2 separate regions of the Homo sapiens genome follow, and region 2 is linked to region 1. A link is an interaction called in ENCODE POLR2A ChIA-PET data of the cell type or tissue named here. Cell type or tissue: MCF 10A. All regions are shown on one strand.

Region 1 (8,000 bases):
TGTGGATCCAGTGTGGCCAGATCTTTCCATGTCAAGATAAGCCAGAAATCATTTATATTTCTGGGTGTAAAATCTGATTTTTAAATACTGGAGAATAATGTTTAAATTGTTTAAACACATAGAAAACTAAACAAGTCCTGTCTGAAAGACAGATATGGCCTCAGGTCAACATTTTGCAATCTCTGTTCCGCAATGTGGGGTGGCAGAGGGCACCCCATCCCTAGAGATGTCAAGCATATTCTGAACAACAGACCCCAGGGGATGGTGGAGAAGCAACTGGAGGGGATGCTGCTGAGGACGGACCTGGTAACCTTTAAGATTCCTTCAAAGGTTTGAGACCAGCCTGGCCAACATGGTGAAACCCTGTCTGTACTAAAAAAATTAAAAAATTAGCCAGATATGGTGGCGGGCACCTGTAATCCCAGCTTCTTGGGAGGCTGAGACTTGAGACTCACTTGAACCTGGGAGGCGGAGGTTGCAGTGAGCCAAGATCACCCCACTGCACTCCAGCATGGGGCTACAAAGTGAGACTCTGTCTTAAAAAAAAAAAAAAAAAAAAAAAGATTCCTCCAAAGCTTGAGACTGCATGAATCCAGGAATTGGCAGAGTGGAGATGGGCGGGATCCCTAAGCAAGGCAAACACTATGAGCAGAGGCGTGGAGCCAGGAACAGTCCTTTTGTCTTCATTCACTCCCTATTCTGAAAGCCTTCATGTCTTCCCCCTGTCTCCTCATTTTGGTGATGGCTCTGCCCTAAATCCCTGGCCTAACCATCAGTTGCAATGGCTCCAGGGAAAGGCACCCTCACCGCTTCCTAGACCTGCCTCCAGATCTCTCTCCACCTGCCTCAGCCCTGCCTCTCCTCTCTGAGCCACCTCTCCAAACTCTCATCTTATGTGTAATTTTAGCTACCCAACCCAGGTGACCCAGACGATGGTGGCCTGCCATTTGTCTTTTCTCTTCCAGATAATCCACATGCCCCAAATATTTATTCCCCAAGTACTCATTGCACCCCCACTATCCGTAGAGCTCTGTGCTAGGCATGTAGGGTGCCGCTGGGAACAAGACAGATGCCATTGTCTAGTCCAGTGCTGGCCATGCGGGGACTGCTCAGCAAAGACTTTTGCTAAATGGAAACAAGTGATGATAAAGTGGAAAGACTTTTGACCTCCCCCATCTCTCTGGCTTCAAGACCCTGCATCTCTTCACCCTACAGACACCCAGTCCTGTCGATCCTACTTCCTTACTATCTCTCCCAGGCATTCAAGGAGGCACAGTGGGGAAAAGCCCTGAGGACCCGAGAAGAAGGTAGTTACAGGTGGCATCTTTTCTTTTTTTTTTTTAATGTTCTCACTCCCCCACCCACCATGGCAAAGGTCCCACTTGCAGACACACTCCTCCTGAAGTTGGAAGCTGGCCTTGCCTCTGCCATGGCAGGCAGCCCTGAGTCAGCTGCCAGGACCTGGGGTGGAGTACAAATAGCCCCAGGCCCCTTCAGGCAGACCAAGAGCCAGCAACTCACCCCCTGGGCACCCAGCCAGGCTTCCTTCAAGCCAGGGCCTGAGCACATGGACCCTAATCGGCGAAACCCCCCACCCTTCCTTTGCAAACACCCTTGTGGTCAGCTCAGGGCGGGCCGACAGGCAGAGCTGATCTCCCCCGTGCTCCCTGAAAGCCTCCACACTGAAGGAGCTGGCGCAGGACCGCTCAACCCCGGCCAAGAGCAGCCCGGCCATCTGAGAAGGGCTGGGAGCTGCCCTCTGGACAAGGAGCGGAGCTCCGGGATCTGAATAGGACGCTGACTCTGGTGGACTCCCGCCTGCATGTCCTCCAGTCCTCTGCTCAAAGGCCTGCTCCCACCTACTGCGATTACACACATACACCCCAGCACTCCTGTTTATGCCCCTTATCATGCTTTATTTTTTTATAGGATTAAAAAAAATTTTGTTTTGCCATTTGGCATATCATAATGTATATTATTCATTTGTGGGAAATTCACTAGGATGAAAGTTCTATGAGGACAGCAATCTTTTTGTTCTATTCCCTACTATATCCCATTTCTAGCTGCTAATAGGTGCTCAGTAAACATTTGAAGGAGGAGGAAGGAAAAGAAGGAAGAAAGGGAGGGTGGGAGGGAGAATCTTTAGAGAGGGTAGGTCTGGTTAGCCTTCTTCTCTTCCCGGCTGGCATCTCTCCTTCAGAACTACCCCAGACTGGTGGCCTTATAACCTTTTGGAGAAATGACTTTAGCAGCCACTTTTTAAACTTCCATTTATCCCATTTATCTGGGGCTCACTCTGTGTCAGGCAGTACAGATAGATGATCTCACTTGATCTTCTCAACAACTCTGAGGTCTGTGTCATTGCTTTGACTCAGGCTTTCTCAACCTCAGCCCTAGTGACAATCGAAGCCGACAGGTCCCTATTGTGGAGGGCTGTGCTGTGCATTGCAGGACATGTGGCAGCATCCCTGGCCCCAACCCACCAGATACCACCAGTACCCTTACTCCTAGTGTGACAACCAAAAATGTCTCCAGACATTGCTAAGTGTCCCTTGGGGTGGCAGGCAAAATTGCTTCATTTGAGAACCTCTGTGTTAACTCCACAAAGGGGGAAACAGGCTCAGAGAAGCTAAGGAAGTTGCTGGAGGCCATGACAGAGGAAGGAATCCCACCTAGGTCTGCCTTGCTTCAAAGCCAGCGTTCCCTCCGTTCTGCCAGGCCATCCTCCCTCGGCAGGCAGGGCTCACGGTCCAGGGAACTGTTACTGAGAGGCCTCTGCCCAGCCTCTGCCCAGCCCCTGCCTGTGTCCCAACGACGACAGAGCAAGGCCCCTGACGTGCGAGAAGAGCCTTCCCCAGCAGCCGCCGCTGAGTTTAAGGCCAAGCAGCTTGAAAAACACTTACTCATACCCTGGCCATGACGGGGAAACATCACGAATGATAAATCATATCTCTTAATTATCTGTGATTTCTGAGGCCGGCCAAAATTTCCTTTTCATGACAAATATTTGCTCTGAGATTTCTTTTCCCCTGAAAAAGAGAAGCAATGCAAGGAGATCCCTGGGGCTGGTCTCCCAAGTGGGAATCCCAGCATCTCTGATCAGCCCTCTTGTCCCACCCAAGCTGTCTGGAGCTAGGTTCCTGCCTGGGCATGCCTCTTCCCTCCACGCTCCAAGTAGTAAAATCCCCAGGTTTCTGTTTTGTTTTGTGTTTTTCGTTTTCTTGGAAGGGTGCCTGAATTGGAGATGTTTACTCACTTAAATGAGACCTATTTGAAATTACTCTGAGGGCGGGAGGAAGACAGAAAATAAAAGGGCATAGGGCCCAGGGTGAAAAGGCCAGGGTTCGAGTCAACTTGAAACTGCTGCAGGAAAATTTACCCCACTAGTCTAGCACCTCTTGGCATGATAAGGAGAGTGCCCAGTCTTCTCAGCCCCCATAACTTCTGGCCCTTCACCCTGCGGGGCTCCTTCTAGCTTCATCTTCCCCACTCTTCCCTTAGGGTGAGCCCCTTTACTAGCTTTTAAATACGATTTTTCACAGGTTTTTGTCTTTGCAGTGAATGCTTTTCCCTATTTTCTGCCCATAAAACTCCTATTCCTCTTCCGTAACCCAATATAAATGTCCCTTTCTTTGCCAATCCTTGCCCCACCCCGGGTAGAATTCATCTCTCCCTCTCCATGATTCCTCAGTAGTTTACACAGACATCAGTTTTACTTGGTTTATACTCTCTTGGAGATATGCATGTACCAGGCCTCTGGAGTCCAGGGGAAAAGCTGAGTGGGCGACCAGAGCAAGCCAACCGCCACTGGAGACAGAAAAAGACATTCAGGTTTTTTCGCTCCAGGGCTTTCCTGTCCACCCAGCTTGGTTTTCCCTGGTCCACTAACATGTATGACTGTCCTGGGCGCATCTGCTAGAACAAATTGCAGAGGAGCTTTGCAGCAGTCAGAAACTCTGATCCTATTTTGTTCTACATTCTGAAGCAGGTGACATGGGCCACCACATTCTTCTCTCTTTTCCTTCCTTCCTTCCTTTCTTCCTTTTCTTTCTTTTCTTTTCTTTTCTTTTTTTTTTTTTTTTGGCAGAGTCTTGCTCTGTTGCCCAGGCTGGAGTACAGTGGCATGATCTCAGATCACTATAGCCTCAACCTCCTGGGCCCAAGCAATCCTCCCACCTCAGCCTCCTGAGTAGCTAGGACTGCAGCCATGCACCACCATTCTCAGTTATTTTTTAATTTTTGTAGAAATGGGGTTTTGCTATGTTGCCCAGGCTGCTCTCAAACTTCTGAGCTCAAGGGATCCTCCTGCCTCAGCCCCTCAAAGTGCTGGGATTACAGCCACGCACCACCATGTCAGCCAGGCCACCACCACTTTCTATGAGAATATTCTGGGTTCTGGTTACACTCACGTGCCATTGTCATGAAGCTAGGCTCATTGAAGGCACTTGACCATAGTCCATCTCAATCTCTCTCCTCTTGGCATAAAAATATGGAGTGAGCAGAGTGGGGTGCCTGGTCCTGGCTGAAAGAAAGCAGAGAGCTGATATCCATCTCTGCAGGTCAGCCTCCCACTACAAATTCACAGCCACCCTACTGACTACCCACGAGCTCTGCTGAGACTCAAGGATGCTTCTCTTCTGCTCCAGTCCTAGTGATGAGGGAAGAGCAGGTCAAAAGGCCTGCCTCAGCCACCCAGAGCCAGCTCCTGCCCTTCAACAAATCCTGAAGTGCCACAGCTTATACCCAGAGAGTACCATCATACTTCCTTTGACTTGCACTGCCAATGAGAACCAGCATCTGTGGTCCCTTGCAGAAGCTGGGTTGCAGTTGGTCTGCAGAGCTCTGCTTGGCAGGCAGGCATGATGTGCGTCTGCTGGAGGTAGCACAGTGAGGCACCCTTACTCCATTATCTCCCCAATGTCCTGAGTTTATAAAACAGCAAATAGATCTGGAATGTCACCCCAGTACAATCATTCAGAAAGTGGCTTCAGGACCCACCCAGGGATTACCAGACTGTTATGTTTTAATTAACGGCAGGAGATGAGACCAAGGATGAGGGTGGGTCAGTAACTTAAGGATAGGCAGCAGCAAGCATTCAATGTGAAAGTTAGGAGTTTGGTTGTTAATTCTTTAGACAGTTTGCAGCCAGAAGCAAATTCTGACCTGTCTCAGAAGCTCACCCAGCCGCAAGTGGAAGACACACTTCCAAGGGGGCAATGCTGGAAGCCAGGAGGTAAGAGAAGGGCTGTTGCTGCTGCCATTAGGAGAACTGCCAGAGCCTGAGTTGCTGAACTGCAGAAACTGGGAGGAAGGAGCAAATTCAAAAAGCCTGAAATCCATAAAATCAACAGGACTTGGTCATTTATTAGACTGGTGGTTAAACAGAAAGAGTCATCAAGATGGGTGCCCAGGATTAGGTAACTAGGTGGGTGGTGATAGCATTAGCCAGGGCAAGGAATCAAGCACACAGGACCATTTGTTGGAGACAGAGGAGGTGGGGAGGACAACAGAGAGGTCAAGCATGTTGCTTTGGGTCTATTGAGTTAAAGGCCCCTGGCAACATCCAAGTGAATATGAATGTATGGGCCTAACCTCAGGGAAGAAGTTGAGGATGAAAATACAGCATAGAAGTTGTTAAATCTATAGAAAAAGATGCATCTGCCTAAGGAGAGTGTATGGATACAGAAAAGAGGAGACCTGCAACAGAGCCCTGTGAACTTGCAGCCAGTCAAGAAAGTCAAGAGAAGAGCGAATCATGCAGAGAAGAAAAGACACTCAGCAAGGTAAGAGGCAGAGGTAGGAGACAAGGTGGGATTCTCATTAGAACTGAGTTAAAAGCAGCCAGTACAGCACCTGGCACATACAAGGTGTCCTCAATATTGGCAATTTTCTACCCAACTGGCAGGAATGTGAACAATAGTAACCGTCATTGAGTTATTGAACTCTTTTTTGTTTTCTTTTTTGTGACAGGGTCTTGCTCTGTCATCCCGGCTGGAGTGCAGTGGTGCAAACAGGTCTCACTACAGCCTCTACTTTCTGGGCTCAAGAGATCCTCCTACCTCAGCCTCCCAAGTAGCTGGGACCACAGGTGCATGCCAGCATGCTTAGCTAATTTTTTTATTTTTTATAGAGATGGGAGTCTCACGATGTTCCCCAGGCTGTCTCAAACTCCTGTGCTCGAACAATCCTCCCCACCTTGGCCTCCCAAAGTGCTGGGATTACAGGTGTGAGCCACCGTGCCCAGCCGTATAGAACTCTTACAAGGCCAAATACTAAGCATTTTCCCTGAATAGCTTATGCATCCTTCATAGCCTATTACTGTTATGCCTATTTTCAAGATAAAAGGAATGAAGCACAAAGACGTTCATAAGTGTAGGTAACACCCTAGTCTATAGATGGAGAAGCCGAGCCCAGGGTGACAATGCACAGTTCATTTCAGATAAGTGGCCTCTGAGCACATGGTAAAGAAGCAAGCACAGTCCGCAGGCCCAAACCCCTGCTCCACCTACCAGTTGCTGCTGCCTCTGCAGATTTTCTCCGGCCCTGCTGGGGCGTCCAGAGCACTCAGCACCAAACTGTACAGCACATCTTGACTCCAAGTCAAAGGGCCTAAAAAAAAAAAAAAAAAAAGCCTCCAAGATCTCCTGGCTGCCAAATTGTGATTGCAAAACTACTGATGATTTAACTGTAAATGAATCTGAAACATACGGACTGAATTTCTCTTGAACTACGCATTAAAATGCTCGTTTGATGAAAATAAAGGCCCTGTTGAAAAATTGTAAAGAAAAAAAGAAGGAAAAAACAAGGTGGTAAATATGTGAGATTCAAGGGGGTATGGAAAGTGAGGAGCTGGCAGAGAGAGAACACTTTTGACATCCCCTAAGTGCAAGGCAAGTGAGAGATTTTACAAGGGGACTGTGAATTTCTTCTGCCTCTCCAAGGGGATACAGCTTTGCTGGCCCTGACAGCCATGTGGGGGTGTCCAATGACTGCTGAGGTATGGCAGCTTAAGAAAGAGGAAACTCTATATACGAGATGCTTATGTGCGTCTGTGTGTGTGTATCTGTGTGTGTGTGTGCAGGTAACTGGAAAAGCTGGAAAAGGAGAAATATATATATACATATATATACATATATACATATATATACAGTGTGTGTGTACGTGTGTATATATCTATTTATATGAACCATCTTCGCTGTATTTAGATATAAAGATATATAAATATATTTAGGAGCTGGAAATACATAGATATATAGATATCTTGAGAAATAACCATTCTATGTATAAAATTTAAAGTGATAAATGTAAATATTATACTTACTTTATGTACAAATAATGTCAAGCTTAGATGTTTCATATATTCAGAATATGCATATTCTAGAAATATCTATGTTAAATATATACGCTAAGTATATATCTTTAAAATATATGTAATATATCTAGTTAAATATATCCATGTGTATTCCAAAACCCCAAAAGGAAGGACAATGTGCAGGAGAGCAATGGGTGCTCACAACCCTGACCTAGCTCCAATCTGATTCCCTGGTTGCTGGGAAAAAGCCAAAAATCACTGTTGGTATTTTTTAGGAGCTGTGCTTCCAGTGGCCTCTGGTCCAGTCTGTTCAACTCAAGATGGTATGAGCAGCGGGCTCCGTCAGCAGGCCTGAGCTGGACACACGTGACACCAGTCACCATGCAGAACAAGGAGTTCCTGCCCTTGAAACCCACAGGTCATCAACATCTTTGCATCTGGCCTCTTCTACGACTGGGTATTTTCCAATCATCCACTGCCTGCAACTTCTCTCCCGGAAGTCACAGTTGCCAACTGAAAACTTCCAAAGGGGTGAAGAGAAACCCCTCTCTGAACCTAAATAAAAACAGAGATCACCTTTGCCAGAGAAAGGGCGCCTGCTCAGAAGCTCTGATTTCAAATTATGAAGAGCACAGAGCCACAGTCCAGGCTTAGGAGTGACGCTGGTAAATGGTGGTGGTGGTTTCAC
Region 2 (8,000 bases), 310 kb before region 1:
GAGGGGAAGATGGGGTAATAGATGTCTGCCTGGAGTGAAGACATGGCAGGGCCAAGCCTGCCTGCGATGTGTCCCAAACCTCCAATGATCCCCAACCCTGTGCAATAAAAGCCGGGTAGACCAGGCAACTGACGAAACCCCAGCTCCTGATGAAAGAGGGAATTGTTTTCTTCTGCCTTCCTGCTGAGTTGTAGGATTCGGAACCTTTGTCTTATCCAGCTTAAATCCCTGTCACTCCTTAGCAGGGACTCAGGAGGAGGAGTTATGAGGAATGTGGTAAATGATGATGCGTATTCCCTTGTGGGGAAAAGCAGCAAATGCCACAGTGTCCCTGCCATGCTCATGCTCTCCTTAGTTATGGAATTGCTGATTCCTGGGAGTTGAAAGGATCACCTAGGTTATTCCCTCTCACTCAGTTGATGTTGGAATCCCAGCTACAAGGTGCCTCACAAGAGCCCCTCCCATCCCATCCCTCTTTGGATGTTTCCACTGATGGCGAGTCTCCAATCCCTGGAGGCAGCCCAGCCTAATAATAAGCCTGCATCTATTTATTTATTTTTTTGGGTTATTAGAAATGTGTGGTAATGTGGTCTAAATGAATATTGAATTGATAGCCATCTCTTGAAAAATAGCAGAATGTCATGTCCCCATTATTTCCTAGGAATTCTCAGGGAAAATGTGTGTATTCTCCACATTCGTGAAGGTGGCCACTTGTAATAACCACCTCCAGCTGCCAAGGCTTGAAACAGTAGCTGCTATAGAGGTCGCAGGACACTTTGCATTCCCCAACCCTAAGCAACAGCAGGCTGCCGGCTCCCACACTCTCTCCCTCTCCCTTGATTCATGATGAGTTGAGTTAAAAGAGCACCATCTTCTTCATGGCACCTAGCAGGGCTGTGGATGGTCTTAACATTGACAGGCTGCAACCCATCCTAGGGATCCCTGCTTTGCTCCCCTCATGGGGATGGAAAGAATCAACTTTATCCCTTCAGAGGGAACTAAGGTCTCCTTATCCAACAAGCCCCCTTCATGCCATGGAAGGAGGCTCAGAATAATGAAGTTGCACACACGCGCGCACACACACACACACCCCATTTCAATATGAAGCATTTGGATTAATGCACTGCCTTTGGTCAGTTTCCTGAGAAGCCCTCGAGATGATAATTCAAGTGCAAGTGATTTATTAGGGGAGAGTTCCCAGGACGGCCTAGCAGAGGAGCTCAGGAAGCAGGAAAGGAAAGGGGAAGACATCAAGCAAGGTACAATCTCAGTCAGTCAGTGTGCAGCCTCAGTCTGATCCCACAGGGAGTCTATAGAGAGGAAATTACACCTTAGAGTTCATTCAGACTCGAGGCAAGGTGGCTAAGGGTTCATATTCTTTATTACAGTCCATCACTGGCATGGGCCACTCCAGCAGGTTGCAAACTCGGGTGCTTCCAGCTCTCTGAGCTCCTGGGCAAAGTGGCTCTAGTAGTCCAAGGGCACTGCCTGTTAGATACAAAGGCACCCAGAAGCCAGGGAAGGGATACACAGAAATGTAAAAGGGATCTGAGAGGATCTGGCCAGAGCATCAACATGTCCACTCATTCACTTGTGTCATCCCCAAACAATGGGTTTTATTGGCCCAGACGTGATGTACTTCTAACATAACTTACTTGGTATCTGTATAGTAAGAAACAGTCAACAATCTTTTAATAAACTCTGGGGTAGGGTGGGACTGGGAAGGTTCTGCCTCATGCCACACCCCAGTGCATAATCCAGTCTAAGTCCTCCAGTCTAAGTCCACACTGGCTGTTTGGTATACATTCACATTTCGATGGACACTGTTCAAGTAAATTCTTGAAGCCACTTTATAGTGGCTGCTGCAAAGTCTTGTTTGCTGCGCCTCTGTCGGCATATGAGCTTGGTCACATCCCCTCCACTAGAATTTTCTATCCAGCTGCCCATCAAGACTAGTCAAATCAATCACCTCCCAAAAGATGATAAAGATTTTTATAAGCAAGTCTGGAGCACGTCTCTCCGTTCTGCAGATGATGGCATCTCTTGGAAGGTAGATATTATATGCAAAATCACCCACATAAAACTCCTCTGCAAACACAAATCCAAACCCAAATAAAGCTGCTCTTACTTCCCTTTACAGTAAACAATCCAAAATCTATAGGACTATCAAATCAGGTCTTTATCTTTGTGGGTGTGCTTGCATTTAATTTTCTACTAATAACTACAAGACCCCTGGTGCTCCATCATTTTATGCCCAGGAACCTATAACATGGCAAGGAAATCTCAAGACATTGCCATTTCAATTTTATCCAAGTTTTAATGGCCCAGCATTAGGTCCTGTTTATTTTCTCTCGCTTTTTTTCCTCCCTGGAGTAAACAAAAGCATATGTTCCTTTCACCTTCTCCCTGTAACACCTAAAAAGGCAGGCAAGAGAAAACCCCAGGGAACATCACTCTTAAGTCAAACCAGCCCACACAAGTTGGACTCTCATGTCTGTTTAAAAGAGTTTATCCTGTTTCCTCTGACACCCCTTCTAATCTCTGGCACACAGTGGTAGGCATTCAGTAAGACTGGGCTCCTGGGTCCTTCCTCTTTCCCCTTCAGTAACTCAGGTTCTACCAAATTTCCTCTTCCACATTCTCTATCAGCCCTCGTCTCTTGCCTTCAGAACTTGTTTCTCTGTTTATCTATCTGGTTGTCCACTGCTCCCATGGAGACAAACGAATGAATGAGACTATATTTTCGAGCACTTACTATGTACTGGGAACCTTCTACCTATCACCTTATTTTAATCCTCACACATTCTCCTGTAAAGTATCATTATTTTCCCATGAAAGCTAAGGTACAGAGAAGGTCAGTGACTTTTCCTAGATCAAGTAGCCAGGAGAGAAGTAGGATGTGACATGGAAACCAAGTTTGGCTGAATCTAAGTGTAATAATTTCTGACCCCTGCAGTTTCCATTTTCTAGACTATGCTTTGGGTCTTCAACTTCCACGCCAACACCAGAGGATAAGTATTTGAGACCCCCACATTGGTCATCCAACTATGAAAAAATTCTCATTTTAAGCATATACAGCTTAAAAAAAGAATCAACTTCATGTATTTGGAAAACCGTAAGTGCCATCTTCCATCATTCAAAAATGTCTGTAACAGACCAGCATTATTGACAGTTCTGAGCTAGACCGAAGGAACTCTTTTCTATGACTTCAACAGAAATATTTTGTTATTACAATGTTTGCAAACATTTTTAAGGTATTGTTCAGTCAAATGATAGTCCCTATAGCTTGCAACTCAAAATATCATGGTGGTGAAATACTCATTAGTCACCTGCTATAACTTCAATGGAATGTGCTAGGACACGGAGTTTGTAAAAGCAGATATTGTCTTGTTAAGCTGTCAGGTCCCATAATGTACAGCCTCACGCAAGGACACTGTCATCAGGAAAAAGGCTTAGATTATGTGCTCCAAGTACACCAAGAAACTGGTTTCTGGAAACCCGACTTTTCAATGAACGCTTGTTAAAGCAGAGTTAATGTGTTTCCTACTGTTATAACAATGACGTGTGAGTCACATATGTGGTTTCGAGATTCCTAAACTGGATCTGCCTGGCTGCTGATGTAATCAGAAATAACCTCTGGCTGTTTGAGACTATAATATTCTGGAGGAAAACTGCCCAGCTGATGCAACTGCTGATTTTTGTTAACGCTATCACCAACATTCCCAGCATTCAAAATTCTTTAAGATATTATTATTCATTAATACTTTGTTTTAGATATTATTATTCATTAATACTTTGTTTTCATTTGGAAAATTTATTTACTATCAAAGCAAAATATTTTTGGGATTCAGCCTGTAAATTTATCTTAATTCTCACTGTCCTCACTGTCTGAAGGTCCTTTGTTATTGGGGAAAAGAATGTGGGGTTAGGTGTCAGGCAGATTTGCACTTGAATTTCAGCTCTGTCACTTACCTGTGTGATTTCAGAGAGGTTACTGAACCTCTCTGAGCCTTGAGTTTCTAATTTGGAAAAACAGGAAATTATTCCTATCTCACAATGTTCTGAAAATAAAGTTAGACATAGAGCAGCATTTGGAAAAACAAGAGAGTACAACATAGACAACCAGGTATTTGGACCTAGGCTTGCCTCTAGGGAGCCTGGCTTGATGAATCTGCTGGGTTTTGAGCCCTGTGGGCCCTCCAGCTGGGCTGTCCTCCCCAAGCCCTAAACAAGGGATTCATTCAAACTCCCTAGGTCTTCACAGAAAGCAAGAGAAAAATGATGAGAGGAGGTTGTTGAGCCAGTTGCTTGCAAGAGCAGTCTTTCCTATGGGATGCCATCAGTCAGTTGTTAAGTTTACAAAGCAGCAGGAATATGTAACTGAGAATTTTGACTTTCAAAATTTCTATGAGCAGCCTCTTGGTATCAGAACAAGAAGATGGCAGTTGTGAAAGGAAGAAGATCATGAAAATGCTGCAATTTCAGAGGGGCAGAGATCAGGGCAGAAAAAGAAATCATAAGCTTCCTGACACCTGAGGCTGATTCGTTAAGCAGGAAAGAGGAGGATGCTTACAAGGTGTTTCAACCACCAGGGACCCAAAAGGTGGGAGTGTAAATTAGTTCAACCATTGTGGAAGACAGTGTGGTGATTCCTCAAGGATCTAGAACTAGAAATACCATTTGACCCAGCAATCCCATTACTGGGTATATACCCAAAGGATCATAAATCATCCTACTATAAAGACACATACACACGTATGTTTATTGCAGCACTATTCACAATAGCAAAGACTTGGAACCAACCCAAATGCCCATCAATGATAGACTGGATAAAGAAAGTGTGGCACATATACACCATGGAATACTATGCAGCCATAAAAAATAATGAGTTCATGTCCTTTGCAGGGACATGGATGAAGCTGGAAACCATCATTCTCACTAAACTAACACAAGGACAGAAAACCAAACAAACACTGCATATTCTCACTCATAAGTGGGAGTTGAACAATGAGAACACATGGACACAGGGAGTGGAACATCACACACTGGGGCCTGTCAGGGGGTGGGGGGCTAGGGGAGGGATAGCATTAAGAGAAATACCTAATGTAGATGACAGGTTGATGGTTACAGCAAACCACCATGACACACGCATACCTATACATGCATACCTATGTAACAAAAACTGGACGTTCTGCACATGTACCCCAGAACTTAAAGTATAATAAAAAAGAAAGAAGCACAAAGGATTTGCTCTGAGGACCACACCACAGTACCTGTGTCCTTAGTCACCTTCCAGTTAGAAAGCATTTCCATATATACCATGCATTTTCAGCCTCGCCCCACACTATGAGTCAGGAATCCCATTTTGAGAGATGAAAAACTACAGGCACAGAAACCCTGGATGACCTAAAAATTCTCTGTGAAATCACGCTAGATAAATAGCCACATGTTGCTGCAGTGCGGTAAGTGTCCTTTGGTTTAGACTTCTTTCTTAATTGCATCATGAAATTGAATTATATCCCGAAGACCTGGGAAAGAGCAGAAGATGTTATGCAGTTTATAAAGTCTTTTCATGTTTTTGGTGTGTTCCATTCCAAAGGAAGCAAAAGGAAAATTTGAAATGCTGACTTTAATAGTGAAACTCCATGTTGTGGATTCACTATGTTCTTAAGTTTATTTTTTAAAAGAAGAAGAAAAATCTTTAAGGAATAGTAAGCATCTTTATCTTATCAAAATCTGATATCCAAATGAGAAATTGCTTCCTCTTTCTAAAAATAATAAGCACTTACTATATTCTGGACAGTATAAACACTTTGCAATCATTATCCCCTCAACTCAATGGAGTGGGTATTATTACTATCCTTTTATTAGAGATGTAGAATAGGAGACTGAGAGAATTTTTAAGTGACTAGCCTAAGAACAGTCAGCTTCTATGTGGTAGACCCAGGATCTGAACACATTCTGATGCCAAAGCATGTTTCTCTTATTCCTAATTGCAACCCTACACAAACTGTACTGGCAGAGCATACACATTTTTTCACGGAATTATGAAAAAAAAAAGCCTCATGAGGTAAGAAATACCACTTTAAATTTTCAGATAAGAAAACTGACTACATGATTTCTCTATTTCATGCAAGTAGACAGGTGAAGATTCAGAATAGCTCTAAGGCTGAAACTGGAACCCAGAACCCTTGAGTCTAGAACAACCTAAATCGGTTCCTTCTTTGTATCTGGCATTGTGAGTCCTCATGAGAAAAAAATTGGGGGTTAGTGCAAAATTTATTTCTCCATAAGCAAGCAACTGTTAAGTTGTACAGAGATTTACATACAACAACTGGGACCATCCCACTTACTGCCCAAATACTCATTCGCTCAATTGCCAACTAACATTTATTGAGTACCAAGTATATACAAGGCATTGTCAAGTCTTGGAGTACAGAATAAGCAAAGAAAGAGTAAAAGATGTCTGTAACCTTCATGGTACTTATTGGGTCCCCCAATGCCTTCTTCACCAGGCACACTTTCCCAATATTGATGGAAAAAGAAATCTATTGTTAAATCTCAGTGATTTTCTTTGAACTTTTTTCCTGAAATCCCCATTGCCTTTGGCATAATCTGGCTACTTCCTGGGTTCTACCAAGCTTTGGCCCAATGAGGGTGACTTCGGTGACTCTTTAACAAATACCTTAGACACCCCCTCATTTACTAGCCTGGATTAACAAACAGCTTGTCCTGAGCAACTCTGGATGTAGCCAATACCATGCAGTGACCTCAGAGCACAAACATCTGCCTCAATGTTATCCTGAGGGCAGACATCTGCTCAGGGAGTTTTTCTGGACTTTTCTTGAGATGGCTTGATCTCTACTGGGAGATCACCTTCTGGGTTCTATGGATGGACTATATATTCCAATATGTCTGCTGTCTGGAAGCTGTCAAAGATAGATTCCTTGGAGTGGTGATGAAAGTGCCTTGTTTGTTTGGCTTCCCTGAATGCAGAGGACTGGAAAGAAGCAATCTTATAGGATGATTGGCCATTAGCGGTTTCCAGTTGACTTTGCCAGACCCAGAAGAGCTATGTCTGACCTAACCTCTGCTTCAAGGAGACTACACACAAATATAAATAATCAGTTTCCAAGGCTAGTGTCCACCTCGTGGTATCCTGGTCCCCTCTGCGTTGTAATGTATACCTCAGTATCTTAGTAACTGCTGAAGAGAGACGCTTGGTTGAGACGACCAGTATAGATTGCAGTCTCAGTAAAAGGCAGGGTCCATGTGTGCACATCTTTTTACAGTTAACAAGATCCTGCTATTTCTAATACTTCACTCAGTACTCATGATAATATCAAAAGGCAAATTTTGTTATTCTCAGGTCACAGATGAAGAAACTAATGTACAAAGCTAGTGGCAGAACTGGGACTAAACACTGGGTCTAACAACTACCAAATAATTCTCCATCTTCTACTTTATCATAAGATGAAATGATTATTATAATAGGAAGGACTTCCTTGAAATTTTATATACATACATATATATATAGCATCTAGCCCTGTGCATTACATAAAGTAGTCCCTTAGTAAGGAATAGCTTTTTTTTTTTTTTTAATGTAAGGCAGCACAGTATAATTGTTCAGCCATGAGAAAGGAGGTTAACTTGAGATAACATCCAGTTACTCAGACCAGGTACTTAGTCTCTTCGGATATTCATTTTCTTATCTAAAAATGGGATAATGATTAAAAACTTTCTAAGGTTAGCATGAGAATTGTATAGCTAGAAGACAGGAATTTGCTCCCTACGACTGAGGTGCAACTTTTGTAAGATAGAGTGGGAGGGAACACTCACCTCCTTTCTAGGCTGCATACAAAGACCCAGGATACTTCCATGGCACCTGAAAAATGGAAGAGTATACTCTATTTTTAAATCCACAGCTATTCACTGAGATGTAAAATGAAAATGTTTCCATTCACAAACACAGAACTCTGCCATCACGCTAAGGCTTTTTT

Evidence for each region. Peaks named below come from ENCODE experiments on the same cell type or tissue, not always from the same donor. Only the 100,000 strongest peaks of a DNase experiment are listed, where the experiment ranks them.
Region 2: POLR2A ChIA-PET joins it to region 1 with 23 read pairs; 2 of 35 experiments call an interaction of 5 or more read pairs at or near these places.

What each region holds. Positions count from the first base shown.
Region 1 is chr9:107,733,402-107,741,401 of GRCh38, reverse strand. It overlaps LOC124902242 (a long non-coding RNA gene), which reads left to right and starts at 6,920. Exons shown (of 2, transcript XR_007061719.1): 1 at 6,920-6,997; 2 at 7,588-8,000. It overlaps LOC105376208 (a long non-coding RNA gene), which reads right to left and starts at 6,603. Exons shown (of 7, transcript XR_930229.2): 1 at 6,510-6,603. RefSeq lists enhancers at 1,577-2,077, 2,207-2,706, 2,707-3,208. In MCF 10A, no CTCF peak of the experiment used is centred here; DNase peaks (open chromatin) are centred at 1,511, 2,861, 3,181, 6,611 and 2 weaker places.
Region 2 is chr9:108,044,834-108,052,833 of GRCh38, reverse strand. It overlaps LOC105376214 (a long non-coding RNA gene), which reads left to right. Exons shown (of 6, transcript XR_007061722.1): 6 at 2,957-8,000. Among named protein-coding and RNA genes, the nearest start is that of KLF4, 560 kb to the right of the region's middle. RefSeq lists an enhancer at 1-453. In MCF 10A, no CTCF peak of the experiment used is centred here; a DNase peak (open chromatin) is centred at 3,443.